Regions from separate parts of the Homo sapiens genome. Here region 1 is linked to region 2. A link is an interaction called in ENCODE POLR2A ChIA-PET data of the cell type or tissue named here. Cell type or tissue: PC-9. All regions are shown on one strand. Links, peaks and the distances in the headings refer to the core of each region. The heading gives the core; the rest is flanking DNA. Region 1 overlaps JAZF1 (JAZF zinc finger 1). Region 2 overlaps JAZF1 (JAZF zinc finger 1).

The links. ChIA-PET counts read pairs that join two places held together with the same protein. Peaks named below come from ENCODE experiments on the same cell type or tissue, not always from the same donor. Only the 100,000 strongest peaks of a DNase experiment are listed, where the experiment ranks them.
Region 1: POLR2A ChIA-PET joins it to region 2 with 12 read pairs; 4 of 35 experiments call an interaction of 5 or more read pairs at or near these places.

The regions. Positions count from the first base shown.
Region 1 is chr7:27,884,606-27,895,143 of GRCh38, forward strand. The region is part of intron 3 of JAZF1 (JAZF zinc finger 1); the gene reads right to left. Among named protein-coding and RNA genes, the nearest start is that of TAX1BP1-AS1, 150 kb to the left of the region's middle. In PC-9, for the core only: no CTCF peak of the experiment used is centred there; a DNase peak (open chromatin) is centred at 5,396; H3K4me3 peaks cover 492 bases; H3K27ac peaks cover 1,167 bases.
Region 2 is chr7:27,937,221-27,947,758 of GRCh38, forward strand. The region is part of intron 2 of JAZF1 (JAZF zinc finger 1); the gene reads right to left. Among named protein-coding and RNA genes, the nearest start is that of TAX1BP1-AS1, 200 kb to the left of the region's middle. In PC-9, for the core only: no CTCF peak of the experiment used is centred there; no DNase peak of the experiment used is centred there.

The DNA of each region.
Region 1 (10,538 bases), core at 1,213-9,212, 53 kb before region 2:
TTCATGAGTACCCTTTGTGTCAGGCTTAACTTGCTCAGCATAATGTTTTTGAGATTCATCCATTTGTTGTGTGTGTATCAGTACTTTCTTTTTATTGCTAAATTATACTCCACTGTCTGGATATATCACAGTTTACCCATTTATCTGTGGATGAACTACTTATCATTTTGGGGCTACTGTGAATAAAGGTGCTATATACATCCTTGTATCCGTCTTTTGTGGATACATGTTTTCACTCCTCTTTGGTAAATACCTAGAGTGGAAGTGCTGGGTCAACATCACTCAGCTCTGTGGCCCCGAGGAACCTATATCACACCTCTGTCAGTTTCACTCTCTCTGCCGGGCGGAGGGATAATGAGATCTGCTCCCCTCTCCCCTCAGAGCAGGTTTGAGGACATTCTCTGCTCTGCACAGGAAGGAGGGGAGGGAGTTTCAGAGACACTATAGTCAAAACTCCCCCGGTTCTAAAGACTTTGAGATGCCCTTTACATGGCCCCCTGACCTTGATTTAAATATTACCAGTGGGATGTTCAATTCTACACACCTTAAAGGGAATCTGAAATGTAAAAGTACCCCAAATTGGATAGCACAAAGGGGTGTCCCCCCATTCCCAACTGTGATGATGGCTGGGCCTATGTGGGCACATCCTTCAACAAGAAAGGGGACAGAGCTCCTTCACCAGTGTGTTCACCTGCTGGAAACATCCAGTGCTCTGTTTCTTAGTACTCTGAGTCTCCACATTTAAAAGGGTTATTGCTACCTTTACTAAAATAACAACCAGGATATAAAAATTGGTCAACTTGCTCCATCTTCACTTCTGCCACCCCTGGCTATAAAATGATAATCTTAAATGCTTCTGTGTTAATAACAACAGTGTCATTTCCCCCCATTTCTAAATTGGGTTGTCCTTTCATTGTTGAATTGTAGGAGTTCCGTACGTATTCTAGATATGAGGCCTTTATCAGACACATGGCTTGCAAATATTTTCACCTATTCTGATTGTTGTCGCAATTTCTTGATAGTGTCCTTTAAAGCACACACTTCTTTAGTGTTGCCGAAGTCCAACTTCCATTTTTTTTTTCCTTTGGTCCCACAGACACTTTAGATATAGTGTTTGTATCCATTCTGACAAGAAAATGACCCCATCTCCTTCCTGAAAATTTATCCATGTCCAGAGCAGTCATTAGCAAATACCACCTGTAATGCACATTCCTGGAATCAGCCTTCTCTGAGGTTAGTGCAGACCAAAAATAAACATGCACAAGCAGCCCTCGCCAGGGCTGGTGAAATATTGTCTGCCCAAAAAGGCTGGATTCAGCTTAGAGCAAAAAATGTTTTGATTTACATGTGCTATATAGCTATTTCTAGAAGCCCTAACTAACCTGACAACATAAGCCATTTCCACCATTGACAGTCAACACTTCCTGAACACATGGGGCTTATTTACTAATGCAGGGTATCTTGAAAGCAGAGCGGGGATATTCCTATGCTGATTTATTTTCTGAACTGGTGGTTTAAGTAGAATCAGTGTAAACACAGCAGTTGTTCCTGGCCCTATCCTTATTTTATTAATCCTCACAGTAAAGTAAACACTGCCTCCATTACACAGATGAGGAAACTGAGGCTTGAGAAGGTTTAAGTCCATCTGTCTCTCAAGCAGCAGAACCAAGAATTGGATCGAGACCCCTTTGGTGTCAAGGACTCTTAGCACTTTACTTCTGTGCTCCCAGAGTTCTGGAGGGTCTCCCAGAAAACTCTAGATTTGCATACCACCTTTAGTCAACACATCCAGGTCTGCTCACTAATTCCCTAACCTGACACATTCCATAATCATGGACTATAAAATTGTTTGCCCAAATCACTTTCCCTATGATCTCACCTTATTCCAACTCCTTTGGAACTTACATTTGCCTTGCAATTATCTATGACATTTTATGGGTGTGAATATACATCTTTTAATTGCATTGAAACAGCGTAGAATGACCCCATGTGTATCTCTATATTGTCTTATTAATCATCTGTGCTAATGTAGCCCATGTGTGTATACATCATGTTCATTAGTTGTCTGTTCCACAAGCATATGTTGCCTGCTTCTATTAAGGGATGTAAGTTCTAAACCACAAAGGCTATGCCTTATGCTTTTCTGTATCCCCAATACTTGGCACAGTGCCTTATAACAAGATAGATGCTCAGATAAATGTTCATTGCAGCACTATTCACGATAGCAAAGACATGGAATCAACCCAGATGCCCATCAATGATAGACTGGATAAAGAAAATGTGGTACGTATACACCATGGCATACTATGCAGCCATAAAAAAGAATGAGATCATGTACTTTGCAGGGACTTGAATGGAGCTGGAGGCCATCATCCTTAGGAAGCTAACACAGGAACAGAAAACCAAATACTGCATGTTCTTACTTATAAGTGGGAGCCAAATGATGAGAAAGAGCTAAATGATGAGAATACATGGACACATACGGGAAATTATACATACTGGGGCCTTTCGGAGGGTGGAGGGTAAAGGGTGGGAGGAGGGAGAGGATCAGGAAAAATAATTAATGGGTACTAGGGTTAATACCTGGGCGATGAAATAATCTGGACAATAAACCCCCATGACACAAGTTTACCTATATAAGAAACCTGCATTTGTACCCTGGACTTAAAATAAAAGTTAATAATACTTGCCTTGTGTCCCATCAAGTATTAACAAGGATCAAATTAGATGGTGAATGTGAATGCTGTTGTGCACTATAAGGTTAGAAAAAGATCTATTATGATTACAGATCACCACTGATTTGTATTTATTTATTTATTTATTTATTTGAGATGAAGTATCACTCTGTTACCCAGCCTGGAGTGCAGTGGAGCAATCTTGGCTCACTACAACCTCTGCCTCCCAGGTCCAACTGATTCTCATGCCTCAGCCTCCCAAGTAGCTGGGATTACAGGTGCGCACCAACATGCCTGGCTAATTTTTGTATTTTTAGTAGAGATGGGGTTTTGCCATGTTTGCCAGGCTGGTCTCGAACTCCTGACCTCAGGGGATCTGTCCGTCTTGGACTCCCAAAGTGCTGGGATTACAGGCGTGAACCACTGTGCCTGGCCAATTTGATTGTTTTCTTCAAGTCAAAAAAATGTTTTGTTTGGGAAGGTTTTTTTCTAAGTGGTATAGCTGTGGAAAAACAAATAAAATCCTATTTCCTTGTTGCCATCCTCACTCCAACATTTTCAGTAGCAAGAAGAGATTAAAAATAAGTGGCTGCAGAAGATGCTGGGGAAGCAGAATTAGCCATAAGACTCGACCATGACACTCAGGCAGAGGAATAAAGGTTTTTACTAGTCAATCAAAAAGGAAGAGGAAGAGACAAGGATTAGAACAGAGTAGTATATAAACAAGCAAATAAACTGTAGGCCAGGAAAGGGTCTTTCAGTGACCTACAGAACACAGGCGGAGAATATAGCAACATCTTCTCATTCTCCAGCTACAAAAGCGGGTATTTATGTGAAAAGGGAAATGTAAATCAGATCAATACGAAGATTTTAGGGAACGTTGCTTAGGTATCATGCAGACATCCAACTCTTTAGGGAGAATTTGTTAGAAAAACCAAATCACAGCCTCAGGAATTCATATCACAAAATTCAGTCAGGCTGAAGAATTTCACCTTTCTCCCCTCATTTTCCACTATTAAACAGAATAGTATTTCTCTCTCTGAGATTTTTCCTTCCATTTTGTTCTTTTCTTTTGCGTAGGTGGGAGATGTATGTTAGTTTATACTTTATTTTGGTTATCTTTTTTCTGTCTGGGATTTTTTGTCCTTACTAAGCCTATTTAAGTTTATTTTGCTTTCTAACAATAAAGGCATGAGGGAAGAGCTCACCTCAACTCCATTCAGATAGAGCTTCTAAATGCCAAGCAAAATTCTATCAGTCCTGTAAGTCTGTATTGCAGAGAAATGTCCACCCCAAGGGAAAAATACTATATTATTTAAAATAATTTGCTGTGTATTAATAACTCCTGAAATTTTCAATAACTTTATAATCTGAACAATTTATTGTAAAAGCCATAAAGAAATGTTTCTTAAAAGGCCATACCAAGATACACAGGAATATGAAGTAAAATAAAACAATGCAGAAGCTTAAATTTTATATTAAGAATCTAAACAAGAAAACCTAAAAATTGGTTTAATTTCCTTGGGTGCCTTTCTCTGGTTTAATACTTGAATTTTCCCCCCCAGAGTGCGCCAAAATATATATACAAATATTTTCCAGGAGTAACTATGCGATGCTATTAGAACCAGAAACCCAGCCAGCTCTTTCCATGGCTTCTCCATTAAGACATGAGTGAGCATCTGTCAGTCCCACTGGATTCATCCCGGAGGTCAAGGAAACGGATTACAGTAATCTTTCTCCAGACAACGTGGAATATGTTCAAAATTCAAGCTAGAAGGCACATAGATACTACAATGAGATGGGCCATGTTTTAAAACAGTGGTTTCTTAACTCTGGTTGTAGAACTACCCACCCAAAAGAGCTTTTAAAAACTCCCAATGCCCAAGCCCCACCCACCAGCTGAATCAGAGTGGCTGTGGGTGGAGCCCAGGCAGAGGTAGATTAAAATTTTTTCCAGGTGATTTCAACGTTCATCCTGATCGAAAATCACTGTTTTCAGAGGTTCAATGGGGAAATATGGGGGGAGGGGGGAGAAATTACTTTCTTAACTAAGCTGTAGGCAATAATAACCAAGACAACCTGCTCTCTAATGATGGATGCAAAAGCAAAAAGGCCTTTGCTATAGGATGATCCCACGTCAAAGGTCAATTAATTTGATGGAAAGAGATCCATTCAACTCTTTTTAGGGCCAGTAATTCTATATCTTCCAATCATATGTCCTAAGTTGTTTTAATTATAAAAAGAAAGACAAACTCATTTTAGAAAATATGGGAAAAGAAAAAGAAGAAAATAATATTCATCTTCCTATCATATTAAGGTAGTTAACCATGGTTAACTTCTCTTAAATAAAAGATAAAATTGAGATCATGGGCCAGGTGCGGTGGCTCACGCCTGTAATCCCAGCACCTTGGGAGGCTGAGGCAGGAGGATCACTAGAGGTCAGGAGTTCAAGACCAGCCTGGCCAATATGGCAAAAACCCACCTCTACTAAAAATACAAAAATTAGCTGGGTGGTGTTGATGCGCACCTGTATTCCCAGCTACTTGGGAGGCAGAGGTCAGAGAATCTCTTGAACCTGAAAGGTGGAGGTTGCAGTGAGCTGAGATCACACCACTGCACTCCAGCCTGAGTGATAGAGTGAGACTTTCTCTCAAAAAAAAAAAAAAAATTGAGATCATATTGCTTATGCAGTTTTGAAACTGGATTTTCTCGTGTAACAAGATAATTGTGGTTAGTGCCTACAAAGCAGTCCATTGCTTGAAATGGTCATTATTTATTTATTGGTGATTGACTTTAGGTTTATTTGCAGACACATGGATCCACGATTCCTTGACCTACAAACTAAGTAAGATTAATCTGGTAAATACTGAAAGGAAAAAACAGTGGTATAATGGTAAAGTGGGGCAGGGAAGGTCCTGATATGTAGCATTTGCCAATGTCACTGGTGTAAATACTCCCACCATGGCTGATTTCAAGGTAACAGTTTAGCAAACAGCTTGCAAACCTGATTATTTAACAACCGGCTATCTGGAGTCAGCTGACCCTTAGAGAAACCCTGGCTGAATGAAACTGTTAAGTCCTTCTGTTATGACATGCTGTTTGAATGGTAGAGCTGTGTGAAAATGAAAGTTACAGTGAATGAAGTCAAACCAAGGTTTCAGTAACTTAACATATTTTGAGTTTGGAGGTGTCAAGTTCACACACAGTGTGGATGGTATAATAAAGTTTAAAAAAAGTATTAATGTAATAATAATGAATGTGGATAGAAAGTGTGGGTATACTGGAAAGAGCTTATTCTTTGAATAGACAGACATGGATGTGTCAAGTTAACCTTAGTAAGCCTCTATTTCTTATCTGTACATGGGAATAATAATGTCTCAGTGAGGCTGGTGTTAAGATTAAATACAATGTCATACATAAAGAATACAGTAAGCACACACAGCAAACACTCCACAAGTGCTACTTGCCTTTCCCTCTAAGTAATTGTACTTTAGATGTTACTACTTTTTTTTTTTTTTTTTTTTTTTGAGATGAAGTCTTGCTCTGTCACCCAGGCTGTAGTGCAGTGGTGCAATCTCGGCTCACCGCAACCTCCACCTCCCAGGTTCAAGCAATTCTCCTGCCTCAACCTCCCAAGTAGCTGGGATTACAGGCGTGAGCCACCACACTTGGCAAATCTTTATATTTTTGGTAGAGATGGGGTTTCACCATGTTGGCCAGGCTCATCTCGAACTCCTGACCTCAAGTGATTCGCCTGCCTCTGCCTCCCAAAGTGCTGGGATTACAGGCGTGAGCGACCGTGCCTGGCCCATGTTACTACTTTTAAAAGGAGAAGGGTATGAATTATCTTAACACTTTATTTTCAGATAATTTAATCACATTTATTTTTCAATTCCATTTCTCTATTATGTAAACCAGGGGTTGGAAAACTGTGGCCTATGGGCCAACTCTGGCCTGTTTTTGTACATAAAGTTTTAGAAAAACTTTTAATAAAACACAACATGCCCATTAATTTAGGTGGTTCTATAGCTGCTTGCACATTACAATGGCAAAGTTGAGTAGCTGAAACAGAGACCCTGTGGCCTGCAAAGCATATTTACTATATGGACCTTTATAGAAAAAGTTTGCTGATCTATGATTTAAACTATTCTAAGCTTTTCTTAAATGAATACTTTTTCTATATATTAAAAGAAAAAAAGACAAGGATAGGAAAGGAAAACAATGAGAGAAAAAGATTCTTCTAGGATGTAAAAATGGCAAAACAGGCCATATATGGTGGCCCCTGCCTGTAATCACAGAGTTTTGGGAGGCAGAGGCAGGAGGATTGCTTGAGGCCAAGAGTTCAAGACCAGCCTGGGCAACATAGCAAGACCTCATCTCTACAAAAAAAGTCAAAAAATTAAGTGGGCATTGTGGCATGTGCCTGTAGTCCCAGCTACACAGGAGGCTGACGTGAGCTACACAGGAGGCTGAGCCCAGGAGTTTGAGGCTGCAGTGAGCTATGATAGCATCACTGCACTCCAGCCTAGGTGATAGAGTGATACAGTAAGACCCTGTTTCAAACAGAAAAGAAAAAAAATTGCAAAACAAACATTGATTCCAACTATACCTAAGAAATACTCGAAACTTTAGGATAAAGCTGAGCTCTAATTCAGTATTGTCAAGAAAGTATACCTTAAAGAACATTTTATAAATGAAGTTCCTACAAGATGACTATTACTTCTGAAGTGGGAATGCACCATGAATATAGAACTTGCAAGAGTGAATTTAAGGGGTAGAAATGTGGAATTTTATAACCTGGCAATGAAAGTGACTGAAACCACATTAGTCAGGCAAAATAAGCTGATCTCTCTAACTACAGGTAAAATAACATTCCAAACATTGAAAAATGTACACAATCAAAATTGTACGTGGTAGGGGTTTAAGAAACCATTTCCCCTGCTAATTTTTGATGTTTACATGGAATGTTCTTACAGCAGCAAATAACTTACCAATAATCTTGACAGACTGAAAATGATACATCTTTACCACAACATAAATTAATTCTCTCAATGGGAAATTGCTAAAATAGGCAAGGTGTCAGAAAGATTTCTTTATGTCTGAAGGAAGGGAAATGATTCCATTTCTTCCAAACATTCTTACATGAAAAATAATAAACTCTCACTTTTAAACTGTCTTTATTTTCATGGGGTCCTAGGCACCCGTCACTAATTGGGGCAGTCACAGTTATCTGGGGTTGGACATGAGTCAGTCCATATTACTTCAGGTATAAAACACAGCCAATGGGAAACTGTTCCCATAATTCATATTATATGTGAATAAGTATCATAGCAATACCCAGAAAAGAGGATTGCGGAATTACACTACACTCTCTTTCATTCCTTAGATTTACAACATAAATGTTACAAAAAGATCCTGGAAAGTCAATCTTCACAAAATAAAATATAAGGGAAACATGGTGGTCTATTCAAGGAAATGGACAAATGCCTAACACAAATGAACTGGTTTGTCCTCTAGAAGCATGACCTTGATTCTGTTCCTAAAATACAAAGTTGAAAACCCCAGATGAAAGAAATGAACATTTATTGAGCACTGTGTTATACATGTGCTATCACATTTAACTTTGACAAAAAATCTATATAATGGGTATTAGTGACTTGCCCAAGGTGACACCATTTGTAAAGAAAGAAGTTAAGGCAGCAACTCTGGTTTATCTCCCATACCTAATCTGTCTTCAAAATGTTCAATCCTGATTGAACACACGGTGTCTGTCAACCATGAGTCCCCTGAGATGCCCCATAAAGAAAGAGGTCCCCTAATCAGAGCAACTAAGTTTGGGAAATTTACTAAATCCTCCCCTTGGAGACTAACAGTGCATATTAAAGCCCCGAATTAAAGAAATCCATTTAACTTTGTCTAACTCATCATCTCCCCAAACTTACTAGGAAATCCCTTTTCCCCAACTAGTATTTTGTGAAGTTAGTATTCTGAAACACACTTTGCACAATGGAAAATGGATGACAGAGAAATACGTAAACTGTCAGAGAAGATAATTTTAATCATGGCTAAGGAGATGATGGTGTGGTTACAAGTGGGTTCTCTTTGCTCTTCGATTCAACCAAAATTTTGAATAAGACCCCCAGTGCCCTAGTCCCCGCCTACCTCCTCAGTCTCATCTTACACTCGGGCCACCTGGCCTTTCAGTAATGGGGACCTGCCAGGCTGTCCCCCTCCATGGAGCCTTTGCAGAATGTTCCCTTTGTGACATTGCTCCCCCTTTCCTCTTTACTTAGTTGACTCCTATTTATCTTTCAAAGGAAGCCTTTCCTGACTGGGTCAAACTTCTCTCCGGATGCCCTCCTATCACAGAATTCTATATAGCACTTGTCATGATTACAGGGTTATATTTATTTGCGTATTGATTTGATTAGTGACGGTCTATACTCCCACTGGGGGAAGAGAGCTATTTCTCTGTTTCTCAGACAGCACAAACATGCGGACCTCTTCCACCATCTCTATTCACTCCTGCCCAAGGAGGAACAGTGACTTAATGAAGCATGAACTAGGGAAGAAGGGCTGGGCACGCTCTGCTCAGGGTCCAGAGTGCGCTCTGGTCAGCTACCACCCTGGGGTAAGCTGAGAAGTGCACTTTGGGAAATAAATTGAATTCTGGGAAGACATACTAGGAAGCCCAATTGTTACAGATCCAAGCTCCATTCTGTGGTTTAGCTTTATGTAATAATACAGTTGATATTTTGTTCTTCGTCTATGACTGCTATTTTACTTTTTAATCATTTCCACACTTGGGAGAGGAAGACAAGAGTGATCTTGTTTGGCCCCTAGAATGCCAATATCCTCCAACAGGTGTAAGCTCCTGAGGTCAGGGCAGGGGGCCTCTCTCTGCTCACCTCAGTAGCTCAGTTTCTGGCACTTGTGAGGCATTCAAAATGCCATTTCGCCCAGGCTGGTCTTGAAATCCTGGCCTCAGGTGATCCTCCTGCCTCAGCCTCCCAAAGTGCTGTGATTATACATGTGAGCCACAGCACCCAGCTGAAGTTCTAGTTTCTTGAGACATGTAAGTCTACCAAGGTTTTCTTACTAATATTTTCTTTTAAACAACTGAACTTTGTCTTCAGATTATTATAGGCTAATCCTAATGTGGAACTGAGGATAAAGTTTTGAGCAGAGTTGATCCAAATCAATGAAGATGGTACCCTTAAAAGGACAGAAGCCTCTTTAAGGCGAGGACCTGGAGGAGAGCAGATGAGAGTGCTGGAGTAGTGCACATCCACATGTGTGTCAGGGAGACTGACGGGAAAGAGAAGGCAAATAGGAGAGATGGACTGGGAAAAATAAAATGGATTACTTGATTGGTGAATAGGTGGGTATAAAGAAGCAAATGAAAAAGCTAAATTGAAGGGCAAGTTTCCACTATCTATAGAAAAAGCTGGAGAAGACAAGGACTCCCCCTTCTTCTCAAGGTGTTGTAAAAACAATGAAGTCTCCTTGGAAGAAAAATTATATCTAAATTTCTCCAAGACTGCTTAATAAATTATGTTTTCTCTAAAGGATACAATTATTTTAACTGTTTTACAAGAGAAAACGTTCATAATATATTTAGTTGTAAATCGGGTGATGAAATATGTATTACAGAGCCCATTAAAAATGTTGTGTAGATGGGTATGCATGGTAAAAATGGGAAATATATTGACAAAAAATCTACAAAACCATTATCACATGCATATTAACAATAATCTATAAATATTTCTTCAATAATAAATTAAAGAATTTATCAATATGTAGACTAGTGAAAGGATCAACGATGTGGTGGGTCTGTGTCGTCATCTGTCCCCAGCCCCTTTC
Region 2 (10,538 bases), core at 1,123-9,122:
CTCAAGCAAGCACATAGGCTTAATGTTTAAAAAGGACTCCACAAGCCTAACTCATATACAGGGTCTGAAACCTCCCCCTACCACTTACTAGCTCTGTGCACATTCTTTACCCTAGCTCTGCCTATTTTCTTTAATGGAAAATGGTGACCAGTATGAATAGCTCCTCCATCAGGCTGTTGTGAGGATTAAATGAAGTACATAGCAATCACTCAATAGAGGCGGTTGCCATTAGTATTGTTGAACTTTTGCCTTTAGGATGTTCCCATGACATCCTCTTATTCTGGTTTGCTTATAGATAACCAAAATATGATCCTCTCCTTTAAGAGCATATGTGCTAATTGAAAAATAAATAATTATTGACTCAAAAACACTCAAAAACCTGTAGAATAGGTTTACTGCTTATAAACAAGAAAAAAAATTAAGCAATCAGTGTTCCCTCTTGGTTTTATGGATGGATGTATAACAACAGAATCAATATGCTATGAAAAAGCTTTATATTCCATTAGGAAATCTTATACCTGAGTCAATAGAACTATCCATTTAAACCTGTTTTCTATCTCTTTCTTTGGAATTCAAAAGCAACATACCTTTCCATAAAAATGCAAACATCACAGGATTACTGATACTGTAAAAAAGGGAAATTCTTACAGTCCTATCCCAACAGCCACTGTCAGTTATTGGGAAATACTCCGGATTGCATTTTTTGGTGCATTTTCTTTAGCAACTTTTTTTTCTTCTTAAACTTAGCAATAGATCTTGGACATCTTTTCAGGTCAGTACATATAGATCTACCTCATGGTTTTAAACAGGATGGATACACTCAATTTACTGAACCAATCTCAAACTGAAGAATATTTTGGTTACTTCCATTTTTCTTTTTCTATCACAAACACTTTCATGGTCAAATTCTTAACAATTTCACAACCTGACCCAATCTCTATGTTTGAAAGGTTCTTCCAAGTTTCATGATTATCTATTGAAATGAATGGTAACATCCATCCTCAAATGAGCCCCGCTATTTTATGTCCTCTTCTCTTTAGAATCCTTAGGTTATATTGTATCCAGGAGCATGGTTTGTTTTGTTCTTAACTTTCCAACATTACCTCTTCCCTGGGAAAAACAAAACAACAAAAACAAAACACCAAAGCATCTGTGTCTATGTTACAATCCTCTGAAAATCTGTTTCTCTGTCCTGGCCCATTCATCTATTGACTAGCTCTTTGTCCTGTAGCGATTTCATGGAGGTCCAGGGCATATTAAACTCAGCTTCACACCTCACTGGTGCTACAGCCTTGGGCAAGGTACTTATCTCTGTGCCTCAGTTACCTCATGTGTGAAATGGGAATAATACAGTTGTGAGGATTGAATGAATACAATGCAAAGTGCTTCAAATGGTGCCTGGTAATAGCTATTCAGTAAGTAGCAGCCATTATTGTTAATAGTTGGTTGGTTGCTTTTAATGATTTTTTGAGATACGGTCTGGCTCTGTTGCCCAGGCTGGAGTGCAGTGGCATGATTATGGCTCACTGCAACCTCCACCTCCCAGGCTCAAGCAATTGTCCCACCTCAGCCTCCTGAATAGCTATTTTTTTTTTTTTTTTGTAGAAATGGAGTTTTGCCATGTTGCCCAGGCTGGTCTCAAACTCCTGAGTTCAAGCCATCTACCCACCTTGGTCTCCCAAAGTGCTGGAATTACAAATGTGAGCCACCATGGCTGGCCATAATGATTCTGTTTTAAAGAACTGAAAATACTGATTTCTGCCCCCTTCAGGGAGAATGGCTCTCACTTGTTTCCATGACTGATGCCGCTTTTGCCACCATCACTGTTTAGCAAGAAATCTGAAGCTTGGGCCATTTCTCTAAAACACCTTGTGTTGCAGAGCCAAGTAGCAGCTGGCCATGAGGTCTACGGAGCACAGAGCAAACCTTCCTGCTTCAAAATGATATGGTTAGAGGCTCATTACTTGGAGCTTTAGGAATGGTTTTGTTATCAGGAATTCTCTGCTTAAAATATCAAAACTCCTGGGAGAAAAAACCTTTAGTTATCTCACAGCTCAGCAAAGATGAACTGATAGTCAGCTAAGCTAAAATAGGTGGAAATCACAGCTGGGGGTGGGAAGGACTGAGTAGCAGGCTGAGAAGCAGCACTGTGGCAGGGGAGGCAACAGGACAGGAGGGAGGCCTTGCTTCCTTTGCAGGGTGTGGTTCCCAGGTCCTGCCATACCCCCAATACTCTGAGGGCCCCAAGCCAGTTTTAGAGGCCCCTGGATCTGGAGAGAAGGGGATGAGCTGTGTGTCCCTGGGGTGAGATGGCCCCTGTGCCCTGTCCCACCTGCCAGTTATCCATGGCCTCAGGCTTTTTTCCTTCTCCATGCCCCTTGGATGGCAACTTCAGCAATGAGCCAGTGTAGGGAAGAAATGGCTGTGGCCTCCTAGAGGGGGAAGACCCTGTATGTAAGGCCACAAGCCAAATGCGACCTTGCCATCAGCAACCCTAATGTGTTGCTTTTCTTGGGCACTCGCAATAGGGAGACTGGTTTTATAACACACTCACTCATGGTCTGTCTCTCCACTTCATGAGAAACCCCTTCAGAATTCAGATGGTTTTCACTCCTCGGTTCTCATCACGGGGTCTACACATGATGTTTATTGGGATGAACACATTGGAATCTGGGGCTCTGCTTTCCTCTTTGCATGTAAGTGACCCTGCCGCTTGCTAACAGTGGTTGAAAACCATTCCACGGCTGCCGTGGCCAGTGAGGAGGGTTCTGAGGACTGAGGCAGGCAGCAGGGCCAGACTGCAGGTGTTGGCCAGGAGCCCCGGCACAGCAGTGAGCAGCTCCCTGTCTTCTGGGAAGAAGAAACCCGGCTCCTGCCTGCTGCCCTCCTCTCACCTGCTCCCTACAGAGTGCTGCGCCAGCCCTGAGCATGCCCCCGGTACCATTCTCAGTGAGCCTGGAACACAAAGGCCTCTTCATGTTTAGTTTTGAGATAAGTTTCTTGGAAAGGCTGGTGAAGAAGGTGACACCTTTCTGCTCTCCTATCTTTCACAGGGCCGGGTCACGGCGGTGTGGTGGTGGGGGGTGCTCTCCCCGCCACCCCCCGTGATCAGCCTTACCCTGGCTCCTCCTGACTCTAGCTCCTTCATGCACCCTGTGACCCAGACTCACCTCACAGTCCTTCTGCCTCAGTGTAATGCATCTTATTCTACAGCCTGCATTTCCAATACACAGCACACACACATGCCCAGATGCCGTCTCAGCAGTCAGCCCGCATGGTTTCACAGAGAACGACTACAGGCACAATTAGGCATTGAACAAAAGCTCTCTGATGATGCTGCTGATTTGGCTGAAATCCCTCAAGTCTGATGACAGCACTGAGATGCCAACCAGTCCACGAGAACGACTGACTGCTGCATCTTGGGTGGGTGGCGTACTTGGGTGGAGGCGGCCTGGGTCTTGGGTCTCCGATCAGAAGGGGTTTACACCAGCGCAGCAGCCCTTAAAATTAATTTTCCATTAAAATCTAAGCCTCTCAGTCCAATAAACAAACTGCACATTTACTGTGGATTCTGTATCTGAACTTTTACACTGGTTTTGTCAACAAAATTTACTGTATTCATAAATACTAATGTTCTCACTTGGTTCCCTATCTTTAGTATACTGTAAATTATAAGCAAGTACATAAATGTCTTGGCCTGGTAATATAGTGGCCTGAAATGACTTCCTTTTTCCTTTAAAGATGTTGCATGTTTTAATGGTAGGTGTTTTTAATTAACTTGAAGTGCCATAAACTGCCCATGTATGAACAAAGACAAGTGAGTTGCATTAAATTAAAAGTGCAGTATCTGACTAATGTTAACAAATTAGGCACGCCTTCAAGATGCACAATTTCTGTTTGGAGTTGTCATTTTACTAATGCAGAGATACCAAAGCTCCTAGAATAGCTGCACCAAATGAGCCTTTCGAAATTAATATTTTTGGCAATCAATTAGGAATAAGATTTCAAGCTTTAAAAAGATTCCCACTCAGGCATCTCAACATAGCATCCCTTCCCTTTTTCCTTCATAAATGAGCTCAATTTGGGGATGTGATCTTTTTGCCAATATCAGTGCAAATTAGCACTGTAAATATTAAAATCAAATGTTACTACTTCGCCTAATTTTCTTTCAGCCTGCAGTTAATCTTTATTCAGCCTTAATGAGTATTTATTGTGTGACCCTGACAGCTTGCTACTGCTGTGATAAATTATCTGACTCAAGTCCGATTAAAAATGCAACCCTGAGTGCTAATTATCTCAACAGACCTGCTTAATAATAGCATTTCTTGTCAATTATGGAATCTCAGCATGGGTGTCAATAGCAACAAATGCACAGGCCTACCTTGGATGCTGACTTCCCATAAGCCCTTTTACTTGCCATATGTAAATCAGAGTGCTTCTGTACCTGTGATGACCTTTTATTAGCAAACTGTCAAAATGATAAAACTAGCCGTAGCAAAACCCTCACCACCATACAATTAGGGGCTACAGCTTAGGACAACAGGAGGGCAATCAGACACAGCTAATTATGATGCATCTTACTTGTGGCCTGTCCAGCAGGAAGAATGAGCTGTTTTGAAATTTATGCCAGCTTCAGCACGGCCCACAGGAGGGAAGCTGCTGGAAAGTGGGGTAAGGGGGAGGGGACAGGCAAGGAACTGCATATTTCTACAGTTTTTCCGGGAATCTGGAATCAGATCCGAGTTCAAATTTCAGCTCACTTATTTGCTGTGTGACGTTGAATAAATCACTTCATCAGAAAAATGGAGGCAACACCATTTCACCTCACTGGGGGCTGGGTGAGTGAGGGGAATGGAAGGTAACAAATGTAGAAACACCTAGCAGAGTGCTATCACATAGAAGGTGCTGAGCATCTGTTTACTTTCTTCCCATTTGCCTTTTCCTTTCCTAATGATCAAGATAACAGATAACAACAGCTAGAAGTACCATTTATGGAGCTCTTGCATGCACCTTGCACAATGTCTTATGCGCAGCCTTCCTCCTTCACCCCTGTGGTCAGAACTGATGAGAACACAGCAGAGCTGAAAGCTACCCTACCCAGATCATTTAGTGCAGTCTCCCCTTTGTAGGTACAAATGTCTTAAAGAATTCAAAAGCAAAGACGACTCTCTTCTCAAAGGGTTACCTGAGTCAAACATTTTGCAACCTGCCTTGGTAATAGCAAATGGAGTAGCATTTATTTAACTGAGCATTTACTACGTGCCAGTCACCATGGGGAGTGCTTCACTTTGTTTAATCCACACAGCATCCCTATGAGGTGGCTACTCTTAGCATATTCCCTCTGGAGATGAGGAAAGAAGAGAAGAAAGGTTAAACGACTTGTGCAACATCCACAACTTGTAAGTTTCAGAGCCCAGGCCTGAGTTGAGAGCCAAAACACCCACTTCTCAAAACAGAGGGGACACCACAATACGTTTTAATTACCTCCACAATGCTTTTAGTAGAAAAGGACAGGGTGATACCGGCCTGAAAATGTTCCCCACACCGTTATGTGGCACTCTAATTATAAGGAACAATCAACAATAAGTGCCTTTTTGGCTCTCTGCTGTGACAAACTGCAAAGGCAGCAGGGCAGGAGGCAGGTCTGAAACATAAGCCTTGGCCTTTGCATGGGGCAAGGGGTGCTGGGAGTGAAGTAAGATGAGGCGCTATTTGGTCACATGACCTCAAGCGTGATCAGCCTTGAGTGGTAATTTATGGGGCACAAACCTCCTCTGGCTTAATCCAGAGAGGCTTCTTTTTCATGACGAAACAAATTCTGTCACATCGATGCGTTCCTGCCTCACCTGCCTGCCCTTCCTAGGCCAACCTGACAAGAACCCGGAATACAGCAGGGTTCTGAGCATAACTGGAGGCAACATCCTCAGATACAGTTCTGAATTTTCCCAGAATAGAAGGGGACTGTCTCAAGTGAACCCCTATTAAAACACAGATGTTCACATCCCCTACATCCGGACTGCCTGGCCTATGCAGACAGAACAGGGAATCCATCCTGTTCTGTAAGGAGCCAAATAGCATTTCCCTGGTGGCCACACCCAGGTTGTGATAAGGCTCAGGGTCGTGGGAAACAATGCAGAGGAAAGGAGGGTAGTGTAGACGCCTCCGCTGCTAGCTGGAGGCCGCGCACTGGATGGCTAATGAGGCCCAGATGCGGGTCTCTCACAGACTGATCCGGGGAGATGTGAGAAAGGAATGCGATCATTTCCGTCTGAAATAACGTGCTCCCTCTTCCCCGACACCTCGGGCCCACTTCATTACTTCCTCCACAGATGATCTCAAATTAGGAAGCCAATCCTTCCCCTCGATATGATGCCAAGTTAGTGCCACGAGGGTGTAAATCAAGTGTTTCATAAACACTGTGTGGGCTAATTTCTTTCCAGGGGTACTCAAGTCAGTCATCTCCCTCTCATGAGCATTCGCTGCTTTCCCATAAAGTGAGCATGCCTGTGCTTTCTTTGATGAGTGATGCTAATTGTCATTTGGGGTGAGCTACAAAGCTCTTTCTCTAGAGCATTAGCTGAAAGTTAATGCATTCCACAGAGATATCTGGGGGCCCAGTTTTCAACATCCTGATGCTTCTCATCACCTTATTCTGTCAAGGTAAACCCAGATTTCAGCTGGGAATAAAGCCTTGTGGGTTTAAGTCTGTCTCCTGATTTTCATACTTTCTTTGATTCCTATGACACAAAGCAATGTTGATAGGAAATTATTTTGTACCACACTTCCCTCCTTGGCGTGTCCTTCAACAGCCATTCAAATTCCACCTAAGTTTCACAGGAACTATGGAAACATATCCTCTACAGATGGGCTTAGCATGAAAGTTATTGCCCCACTGTGCAGAGCCCAGTGGTCTGACATTATTTACCTCCCTCTGAACACTACTACAAAAGGAACTACATCTTGCCGAACCCTTTAGCAACAAGGAACATAATACATGTGCCCAGTGTGCTGTTAGATGCATATCTGTAGTCTCTGTATTTCAAATTGTTCTATGCATGAGTCCAGTGCAAGAAAAAGTGTGGCTCAAAGGCTGTGTCTACAGCGCATAAGGTTTTAATGGCCTTCGCTTGCTTGCAGACCAATCCCTTAATTTTCCGGTTATCCAACCATTTGCCATTTGGCTTCCTATTTTGAAGAATATGCTTGTTGACACATTTTACTGAAAAATCAAGTAACCTGAAATACAAACTGTGACTTTAGTGGTAGATTATTTGTTTTGTAGGTGGGTGCCCAATTTGAGCAGCTATTATCTACTTTTTTCATTTTATAATGTTGACCAAATCTTAAAAAAAATTTTATTTCAGTCTGGGTCTCAGGCCAACAAAATAGTCCCTTGAACTTGACTGAAACATATGGATGTGAGATTTCATTTATTGTTTTTGGTAAAGTCATGTTCCTCCAGAAATTGTGCAGGGGTCACATGAGAATCTTGGGTGCTGCCACTTGCCTGAAGCTGTTTCCACTAGCAACGATCTTCCTAAAAACACATGTCAGCAGTTAGCAATCCAGGAGTATGACTGAAGCCAGCCCTAGGGAGCTTCATTTCTATTTTGGAGACTCACTGGCCTTCCAAGGGACAGAAAAAAAAAATTGGATCATTTGGCTTTGCAGGAAACCCCTTGCCTAATTTCTATTTCTCTAAGCCACACCCTTTCCGGAACGCTGTCATCTGCTACGGTGTGACTGGTAATACATTTCGGAGTTCGAGAAATAATCCTTGACACCTCCCCACTATGCATTATCATCTTAAAACTATCACAAGACCCACAGGAAAACAGTTCTTCTATCTAGGATCTTTGGAAAAGTGATCGAGAACTCACTTTGGTACCTCTGGGGATACTGAAGTAAAAAAATTTTTTTTTAAAAAAATCTTGTTTCAGGGCCGGGGTTTAAGCACACCGCTGTTGGACACACTGTTAGAAAAGAAAGTAAATCCAGAAGCCGTGATTTCAAGCAGAATTGAGTGTGGGTGTTGGCTTTATGCGGCATTATGACAGCTAGCCTGTAAGATGTCCAGGGAAGCCCAGCGGGGCAAGCCATGCCCAGCACCAATTCCCTGGACTAGGAAAAGCTCTGCTGATCATCCCCCTGAGCTTCTGTGTAGCACCTCCCGATTCCTGACCTTGGTGTGGGCCAGCAGGGTCCTCTGCACCTCTTCTTAACCCAGGCCTTGTGTGTCCCTAAAATCAGATCTTTTCAGTTCTTCCTCCTCCCCTTCTCTCAAAGTTACTATCACTTCCCACACCCAGGTCAAGTTACACCTGTCCGTTTTTTACGGTTGATTTTCTCCAGACCAGCAAGCAACACATATCAAGGGTTGTGGTTCATCACCATGCCCTTGCTGGGAGTTCTCAGAACCAGCTGCATCGGCATTGCCTGGGCACTTGTTAGGCAGAATCCTAGACTCCACCCCAGACCTATGGGATTTGTATGCACTTTAAGTTTAAGAAGCACTGGTCTGGAAATGACAGGTCTTTCTTGAAAGCAACTTATTTCTGAGAGTTCATGAGTGATCTAGAATTCTGGGCCAATTCACAGAATATTGACAACCATGGCTGCCTTCTAAAATCTCCCAGGTGAAGTCTTCATCCTGCAGACAGAATGATTTATGATAATTTGACTTACAATTTTTTGACTTTATGATGGCGCAAAAGTAATACACATTCAATAGAAACAGTACTTTGAGTACATACAACCATTTTGTTTTTCACTTTCAGTACAGTAGTCAATAAATTATTTAATCCTCTACTATAAAATAGGGTTTGTGTGAGTTGATTTTACTAGAATAAAGGCTAATATAAGTGTTTTGAGGATGTTTAAGGCCAGCTAGGCTAAGCTATGATGTTTGTTTGGTAGGTTAGGTGTATTAAAAGCCTTTTTAACTTAATGTATTTTTAACTTATGATGGGTTTATCAGGACATAACTTCATTATAAATCCAGGAACATCTGTATTTGGATATCCAGGAGATATGTTTAAATCTGTAGTAAATTTGTTTAGTTTAAAAGGGAAATTAAATGTTCTGGTTACCACACACACCAAATAAAGATATGTAATTTTTGAAGAATTAACCTAAAGAAGATCTATCTAATACGCAATCTGAAGGCACTTTGAAATCTTGTAGTGTCTCATATTTAGCACCAGCTGACAAAGGCTGGGGATAAAACAGCCTTTGTTTTAACTGAAATTCTCCTGGAAAAAACATCCGAGAGTCTCCATGATTCCCCCAATGACCAACTGATTTTCCTTGAAGTTTTGGAGTACTCAGTATTCACAGGGTTGTGAGTGGCTTCCAAAAATAGATTTCTGGGCTGCATGTCATCCCTAATAGAGCAGAACTGTCAGATGTTGGGGTAGGGATTTGTGGTTTTAAATCTCCCTAGTGACTGCAGAAGGACCATAAGTGGGAGCAATTATTCTAGGCCACTGAGGGGCTCCAAAGGTGGCTTCTGTCTTATGTTGTAGCTGTAACCTCAATCACAAACACAGATTTATACACAGAGATTTTGATGACATAGAGTTCTGAATCCAAAGGTGAGGAAGGGTTTTGTTGTCTACGTGTCAGTCCTTGAACTTGTGTCTACATGTTTAGTAAACTACGGTGGTCTTTTATTCCACTGAGGACAGAATATCACTGTAATATGTAAATATATGCTACTGCCCTAAAGAAAAAAAAGAATGCAAAATGTTCTGAGTAGCTACGCTATGCCCACTGCATTCAATCAGAAATGGTCCTGAAGTTTTTGTTTTCAAGCAAACTTGGCTGAAGTCTAGATCATTTTATAGTGGAATCACAAAGCAATTTGTTTTTCCTCTCACAAAGCAATTTGTTTTTCCTCTCTGAGGTGAAAATATAAAGCCTCCTGTTACTTATGCCATGACATCTAAAAAGCAGATGATATTATACATTTTCATTGTCGTCAAGAGTCTACGTTTTTGTTCCTTTCTAGCAGATTATTTAATTACTCTGCCAAAGGATGCTCATAATGTCATGTTTGCAAAACAGCTTTAAATGCTTTCAAATACTTCCAAGATTAAAATAACTGCTGAGTTATTTTGCTTTCTGTGGACAGTTCAATTTCATCTCTGAATATACTCTTTTTCTGATGGATTTATAACTACTACACAATAGTAGCCATCCATAAAGAACAATATAATAGGTACTAAGAATCTAGCACTCACAGTTGTTCTGTTTTTGGCATTTGTGGCTTATGAGAGCCTCTGCTATTCCTTTCAAGTGAATCTGCTTTCATGCAGCATTTACTTCTTGACAGTTCACATAATTTAGTCAACACTCCTTAATTTTTTCCCCTTTGATCCATGACTATGTGTAAACCAACCAAACAAAAAACTATAAAACTCTAAACATAGTGAATTTCTCCTGTTTTTCCTCCCTTCTCCTTCTAGTTGGTTATTTACATCACTAGTGACATACTATAATAAATTGCCATCACCATCCCCTTCCTCACTGTGGATCAA